2 separate regions of the Mus musculus genome follow, and region 1 is linked to region 2. Evidence: chromatin contacts called from ENCODE POLR2A ChIA-PET data. All regions are on one chromosome and are shown on one strand. The core of a region is the stretch at or near the end of the contact, and the rest is flanking DNA. Distances in the headings are between cores, read along the strand shown.

Region 1 (3,632 bases), core at 652-3,151, 57 kb before region 2:
CTGAAATCACCTAAATTTTTAAAAAGAAAGAAATCTCAGAGGTCAGAGAAAACAAGCAGCCATTTTAAAGATCCTCCTGTCAGGAAAGTTAAGGAACAGTTCACATTTAGTTCTTTTAAAACGAAAATACTAGAGAATGTAACAAGGAACACATTTCTTTTGTAGTGTTAACATCAGAGTTTTTGCATATATTGGGTAAGAGCTCTACCACTGATGCATATCTCCAACTCTTTGGATCTTTTGTTTGTTTTTTGAGACAGAAGTCCCTTTAGAGAACCCTGGCAGTCTTAAACTATGTAGACTGGCATCAAACTCAAAGCCCCACCTTCCTCTGCCTCCAGAGTGCTAGGATTAAAAGCATGAACCATCATGCCCTTGCTTCCAAGACTTAATGCACAGAAACCCAGAATCAGAAGTGTACAGATACATATTATCAATTCTGAATGCCTTAAAGGGCAGAAAAGAGGAAACTGGAATGAGGCCCACAAAGCATTGGAACTCAAGCTACAAGAGTACACAACAAATCTCTTGCTACACATTACTGTGGGAAACATGCCATCCTTCAATATGACCATTCTTACTCGTGGAAAGATCAGTTTTCCTGACCAGTGGACACTTGTCATCAGAACTCTGATTTATTACATTCTTCCCTACATTTACCACACAAGGTTTTCTACTTCTCAGATTACAGGCCCAGAGAAAAAGCCTTTTAAAACAGCACGGGGAAAGCTGGTCACTCTGAGAACCTTCTAGAAAACAAAAGGAGAAAACCTTTAATAAATGATCGAACTCAAGCATCCCTAGTAGCCTTCCGAACTCGCCTCACTGTGAAAGGAGACACTCCTGCCACGGGGCTGCTAAAAACCATCAAGGGAGCCACTCACACCACGTCGTCCCGTGGACCTGACTCTCCTGTCCTCCATAGCAGGAGCTCAGGGGGCAACAGGTGGCTTCTTCCAAAACTACCACAATTGCGCCACAAAGCCTGAACGCCTCACTGCGTCTGCGCGAAGAACGCTTCCTCCCGCCCTTCTGGTTCTCGCGGTGCGCGTGCGCAATCGAAGCCTCCCAAACCAGGCCGCGCGTTCCCCGTGGCGCGTCCGCCCGGGCCTCCCGTGCGCGCGCGCGCGTCCTCGCCGCGTCCAACCGCGGTGGCGTTGCCCCTCCGTCGGCCGGTTCGGTTCGCCCGACGACTCTCGCGCTCTATCGGCCCGACTCACCTCCGCCGCCACCGGGCTGGCCCGGCTGCTGGTCCTGGCGCGGAGGCGACCCTCGCTGAAAAGAGCGGCGGCGGCGCGGGGGCGGCTGCTATGGCGGGTACGAGGCCGGGGGCGGCGGCGGTGACGGCACCGCCGCTAAGGACAAGGCCGTGGTTAGGGCCCCCGGCAGCGGCGTCCCGAGCGCCAATAGGCTGGGCTTGAAGCTGCCTCTGGGCCCAGGAAGTGGGGAAAGGCCTGGTAGGCCCAGCTTACCCAGCGGCGTGGCGTTCGCTCCGGTCGCCATGGCGCCCCAGGGGACCGGCAGCAGCGGTTCCTCGTCCTCCGCGGCGACTTCTCCTTCACGAACCTTCCGGGAGCTGGAGGTGGGGGGGAGGGGACCCGACTACGCGGCTGAAGAGCGCGGGGAGCCCGTCCTCTCACGCGGCGGGCGGCGGCGGCGCCAGACGCACAAAGAGGGAGGAGAAAGGACGCCGCGGGGGCGGGCTCGGGGCGGAGGGGCCGCGGCCTGGATTGGGCCGGCCCGAGGTGAGGTCGGAGGCAGCGGCCTCCGATTGGTGGAGCACTGGCTCTTTTCAATATGGGTCGGGATTGGCCGAACCGTTAGGCCCGGCGACGAAATGGCGGCGGGGCCGGGGGAACTGGGAGGTGTCGCAGCGCGCACTCCTTGTTACTGCGCGGACTGAGGCCAGAGTGGCAGGGGAATAGGAGGGGGCAAAGTCTGTGACGTGAGAGAACGGCTAGCTCATTGGCTGAAACCGATGGAGGTAAGCGCCTCGGCGTCGTAGTGCCACACGATTGGCTGAAACGATTCCCCTCCCCCAGGAGCCAGCCGCTCGAGAATGGAGAAAGCCGGGAGGAGAAGCCGGAACCAAGGCGGAGAGCAGGGGTGCGCATGCGTAGGGAGGGCACGCGTGTCCCCGCCCCCTTCCCCAGAGGGGCGGAACGGAGGCCTTAAGTGACGTTAGTCATTGTGCTAGAGGTAACTAGGGACCGCGGCGAAGGGGCGGGCTCGAGCTGACGAACAGGATACGTCGAAGCTGCAGGTAGAGTAGAGAAAGACTTCCTGTTTTCTCTGAAAAATAGTGTTACGAAATGGCTCAAAACTAGGGTAGTTGGTGGGTGTATTTAAAGACTTTATTTCATTCCGGTACAAGGTAGCCAAGTAGCCTGTCACCCGAGAACTTGAAAGGCTGAGACAGGAGAGCTGACATGAGTTTGGGGCTAACCTGGGGTACAGTATATCTGTCTCAAAAAATCCAGGTTCAATGGCACATACTAACTCTTGTAAAGGAAAAGTCAGGCGCTCCAAGTCCTTCTTGGAGAGGGGAGAGAAAGTCATTTCAAAAGTTAGTCTAAAAGTGTGCACTTCCAGGGAAATCTCAATGCGTTGGAAATTTGTTTCGGGTACCTTAAAATTACCCATAAAAATGGTAGGGAACTTGTAAATGAGACTGAGGCCAAACATTCCTTCCCATGAAATAAACATGAGAGTAATGAAACAGGTTAGCACAACATAATAGAACTGGGGATAGATAGGGTTCTCACAGAGAGGTTATTTAGACCCAGTAGGGGAAACAGTGTTTAATATGTAATTAGAGTGGCTAGAGAAATAGCAGATAAGACCAGGCACTGGCTACTCTTCCAGAGTCCCAGGTTGGATTCCTAGAACCTAAATGGTGACTCACAACCATCCGTAACTTCAGTCCCAGGATATCAGAACCCTCTTCTGGCCTCACAGGCACTGCATATATATGGTGCACAGACTTATATGCAGACAAAACACCCATATACATAAGACTAAGTAATCTTTTAAAATGATGTAGAAAAGTAGACATGTAGACAACAGAAGGTTTGGAGTAATCTAGGAATAAAGAGACTACAAAGATAAGAAACTCAAGTATGGTGGATGGTACAAGTCAACAGACTATGACAGGTAGGGAGGAAATGGCCATAGAACAGAGAAAGAGCAAATGTCTGGGCAGAAAATACAATTGAGTGGTAGAACCTAGCACATGTAACTCCCAGATTACATCAGCAGACATGTGAAAGTAGAAAAGCCAACTGTAATACCCAAGAAACCTATCAACCTAAGCAGAGGAGGGGCCAGCTCGGCAGTTAAGAGTGCTGGACAGCAGGGCGGTGGTGGCGCACGCCTTTAATCCCAGCACTCGGGAGGCAGAGGCAGGAGGATTTCTGAGTTTGAGGCCAGCCTGGTCTACAGAGTGAGTTCCAGGATAGCCAGGGCTACACAGAGAAACCCTGTCTGGAAAAACAAAACAAACAAAAAAAAAGAGTGCTGGATACTCTTCCACACCAACTAACAACCATCTCACTTCTGTTCCAGAGGATCGTGACTCCCTGTTCTGACACCTCAGGCACTGCTCTTACTGCTGATGTACAAACATACATGTA
Region 2 (4,092 bases), core at 1,053-3,552:
CCCCAGAAAGTTTCTCTGCCACTCAGGAACTGTGGGCCTGGGTCTGGGGACCCTGTAGCACAGAGCAATCTGGCTGGAGGTGAGGCCTGGGGTAGCCCCTGGGGGCAGGGAGGACACTTTCTACAGTGCTCCAGAAAGACAGGCTCTGTGTTCCCCAAGTGGGGCCTCTGGGTCAGGAACAGATACCAGCCTGCTCAGGTACTCACAAGACACTCAAACAGGGCCAAAAACTTCACCTGGTGCCCAATGCCAGCACCTGAGGGTGTGAGCACACAGGATTCCTTCCAGGCTTGATAGCCCTGCCACTTAGAGCCCTACCTCCCTCTCTGGATGGGGCTTATACAGGCAGGAACCTCCTCCCGCATCACAGTCTGTTTGCCCTACCACCACCTCCGCAAGGGCTAGGTCCAACCACTCCCAGGCTCTCCCCATAACTGAAGTGGCTGTAGGCCAGGGGGAAGGGCACCGAGTCTTGGGAAATGATGAAGACAGGAGTGACCAGTGAGGACTGGGGGACATCTACGATCTGGCACCTTGCCTCAGTTTCCCCCTGCCAGAAGGTAAACTCCCTGCCAGCTGGGCGGGCCTGTGGGTGGGACAGAGAGCTGTTCCACAGGTTTATCAGGCAGAACCCCCACAGCGGGGGAGGTGTGCAAACCTCACTACAGAAATTAATTGTCTCTTCCCAGGTTTATGCATGGAGCCAGGGAGGAGCAGCTGCCAGCCTGCAGAAATATCAGAGGTGACCACCAGCCACATTGGCCAAACTTGGTGCCCAGATCCAACCTCCTGGACAGGATGCCTAATACCTTTGTCTTGCCAGAAGGGGTGGGGGCTCTGGGCAGGAGCAGGGACAAGTTGGGGCAGGAGAGGCGTGAGTCACACCCGGCCTTGGAGTTACCTCGGGAGAAGTCAACAGACATGCCCTGTGTTGGGGTCCCAAGCAGAGGTGCCAGAGGCAGGCAGGGAGAAACACACATATGTGTAAACACACACACATGTGCCACATGCACACACCCAGGTACAGGTGTCATGTGGGAGTGATGACAAATCAGACACTTGTAAAACACAGAAGAGTCACAGAGAAACAGGCAGGCAACGGGGGCAGGGCCGTCTAACTGCTCTCACCCCAGAAAGAAATGGCAGGACTGGCTGGTAGACCCCCATCCATATTTGGCCTAGCCTTGTGTCTGCCCATAGCTCAGGAGCACCAAGAACTCTGATCGCCTACAGGGTAAACACCCCATGTTTCAGGCCCAATTCCCATGCCCTCCTCACCAAAGCCTGGCCAGATGTGTCCAGTGCCCACATTGGGTTTAGGATCACCCTAAGTCAGCCATTCCCAAGGATTCAGACGAATCAAATAAAACCACTTCTAACAAGACCCCAAATCCTCCAAAGGGGTTGAGGTTGGTTCTTGGTCCCGGCTAGGGATTGAAGTAAGGAGACTTGTCTGCAAGGTGAAGGACGAGGACTTTTGAGTGTGTGACAGGTGAGAGGGGTCCTAGAACAAAGTGCCCGTCCTCTTGAAGAACGGAGGAAATAGAGAAAGTCTGTATGTTTATGTCACACAAAACGGTGTCCGCCTAAATGTATGTTCTAGGTAGAGCATGAGGTGACCGTTGTGAAAGATGTGTATTGGCAACATGTCTGGGGTCTGTAGCAGGGTATGTGGGAAGTGTACCTTATGTACCTGTCTCTGGGAGTTTGAAGTAAGGTGCAGGTGAGCGAGCGGGCTGTGGAGACCAACGGCAAGCGTTAGATACAGCACAATGAGGAAGTTTCAGGAATATGCCACTCCCGGGAAAAGGTCTGGGGGCACAAAGCTCCAGGTGTTGTCGTCCCTCCAGCTTCCCTTCCCGGGTGTTGCCCGGACCACTCACCCCAGCTCAGAAACTGCGCCACGTTACGCTCCCGGCGCAGGGGGGCGCTGCTGAGCTCTTGGTGCACCCCCAGCAGCAGATCCAGGAGGCCGTCGAGCCCTGGGCTGCCACCAGCTTCGCCCCGTACCAGCTGCTCCAGCGCACGCAGCCGCTGCTCCATGGCTGCCGCTGGAGCCCCGAAACCCGGGCTAGAGCCAGGCCGCCCGCATGCCCCGTCCGTCCGTCCGCCCGGCGGTCCGTCTGTGGTCCCGTGGCTCGTTCTGCGCGGCTTCCCCCCTCCCTCCCGCCCTCCCCGCTGTCACCTTCCTCGGTCGCCACCCGCGCTCCTTCACCTGGTCGCCCGCCCCGCCCTCCAAGCCCGCCCCCGACGGACGGGCAGGTGCGCGCCGGCCAATGGGAGCCGCGGCTGAAGGTGAAGGTGGGAAGGCGGAGGCGCGCGGGGGCGGGGCCGACCCTCGTCCAGGAAGTGGGAGGGCGGGCCACGAAAAGTAACTCCTGGGCGGGGTTGGAGGGGGTCCGTTGGGGTCGCAAAAGGCCCCTCTGATCACGGTGCCACCCCAGTCCCAGCGCCACCTAGACCCTCATGAGACACTAACCTAGACAGAGCCTAGCGCAACTTCCCGCGGGACCCGGCCAGCGGCCTGTCCCTTAGCCAGGCCAGAGGGGCTAGGGACGGTTGCGGCCCTGAAGCCGGATGGGAGTTGTAGTCCGCTCTGGCCTCGGTTTGAAAGCGGCGCTAAGGCAACACACCCATCTACCCCCAAAAGTTTCTGATCTCCTTTAAATCCTTAAAACTAACCCAGAGACATGTAGTTGAGGTAGGATGGGCACACTCATTTAGCATGAATACACTGCGGCTTTGGAAGGCTGAGGGTAGGGGGTCTCTGAAACTAGATTCTCGTGTGGACCTAGATGGGACTGATTTTCAAGGCTTTGGCGGGAACAAGGCCCTGAACTGGAACGTGGAGGGCACAAGAAGTTTGAGATGTGCTGATGGAGGCAAAGGAGGTGGAGGTGCTGGCTGTGTCCAGGGAGGTTTTTTATTTCTGGCCATCTGTGTTGGTCTTGATGGTGACAGGCCAGATACCAAAGAGAAGGGTGCTCTGGTGTCTTTTGAACAACTTGTTTAAAGGCCTACTTAGAGGGCTTGCCTCTCCTTCCAGACTGCAAGCTGAAGACCTTGACAGGATCGAGTCATCAGCGTTGAGGGAGGAAGCATTCTGAATGTTTGCAGGGGCAAAGTGAGTGGGACACCCAAATCCCATCTAACGGGGTCTAGAAACATTACAGGGGTTATGTTGGGGTGGTGGTGTGGGAGTGCACGCCTTTAATCCCAGTACTTGGGAGGCAAAAACAGGTAGATCTCTGGGATCCAGGCCAGCCTGGTCTTCAGAGTAAGTTCCAGGACAGCCAGGGCTATACAGAGAAACCCTGTAAAAAAAAAACAAAACAAAAAAAAAAAAAAAAAAAAACCAACCAACCACTGTAGGTCTCTCATTTGATCTTTACAGAAGCCCCTTCTCCATGAGGTCCACAATTTGAAATGGGGAAAACACAGGCATATATTTCTTTCCAGATCTATCAGGCTGGGAAAGAGACTCAGGATTCAAATTCAATGCCATGGCACTGCCAAGGGAGGGTCAGGGAGGGCAGACTGGAGTTTGGATTTACGGTTTTTGTTGTTGGTGTTGTTTTTATCCTCTCATATAAACTAGGCTGATCTGGAACACACTATGTAGTCAAGAATGACCCAGAATTCCCAGGCGTACTGCTTCAACTTCCTAGTTCTTAGATTACAGGGTGAATTGATGGAGCCTACTGGCTCTCTCAGGGATTCTGAACCTCCTCAGCACAGGGCAGGGCTGGGGCCCACAGAAGCCACAAGGAGGCGCCAGAGACTAGGGGAGGAATGAGTGTCTAGTATTTGCAAGTCGTCATGGAGAACTAGGAGGCTGGGACCCTTCCTGTAATGCTGATTCTCTAGTCACAAAGGTCAGTCAAGGGCCAACTGCCCAGGCCTCCGCTCTTGGCAAGGTCCTTGCATCAACTTCCCCAAGACCCTTAACCTCTTTGAAAGCTGAATTCTGAGAAAATCCCAACCCCAAGCAGGCTTCAATGCCATACCAGAGTGGGAGAGAAAGGCCAGAGCTGGACTCAATTGAACACACCGACTGGATATGGTGGCTCGGTACTCTGAAGAGACAGAAAG

The links. ChIA-PET counts read pairs that join two places held with the same protein, here RNA polymerase II (POLR2A).
Region 1: POLR2A ChIA-PET joins it to region 2 with 14 read pairs in embryonic stem cell. The contact joins the promoter of Sf1 here to the promoter of Cdc42bpg in region 2. POLR2A ChIA-PET finds 5 or more read pairs at or near these places in 4 of 5 experiments (Patski and embryonic stem cell).

The regions. Positions count from the first base shown.
Region 1 is chr19:6,361,959-6,365,590 of GRCm38, reverse strand. It overlaps Sf1 (splicing factor 1), which reads right to left and starts at 1,901. Exons shown (of 13, transcript NM_001110791.1): 1 at 1,473-1,901. The coding sequence starts at 1,503. It overlaps Gm14966 (predicted gene 14966), which reads left to right and starts at 1,881. Exons shown (of 3, transcript NR_168058.1): 1 at 1,881-1,984.
Region 2 is chr19:6,304,667-6,308,758 of GRCm38, reverse strand. Cdc42bpg (CDC42 binding protein kinase gamma (DMPK-like)) reads right to left here and starts at 2,302. Exons shown (of 37, transcript NM_001033342.1): 1 at 1,884-2,302. The coding sequence starts at 2,043. Gm52380 (a long non-coding RNA gene) reads left to right here and starts at 2,213. Exons shown (of 3, transcript XR_003952842.1): 1 at 2,213-2,295; 2 at 3,047-3,124.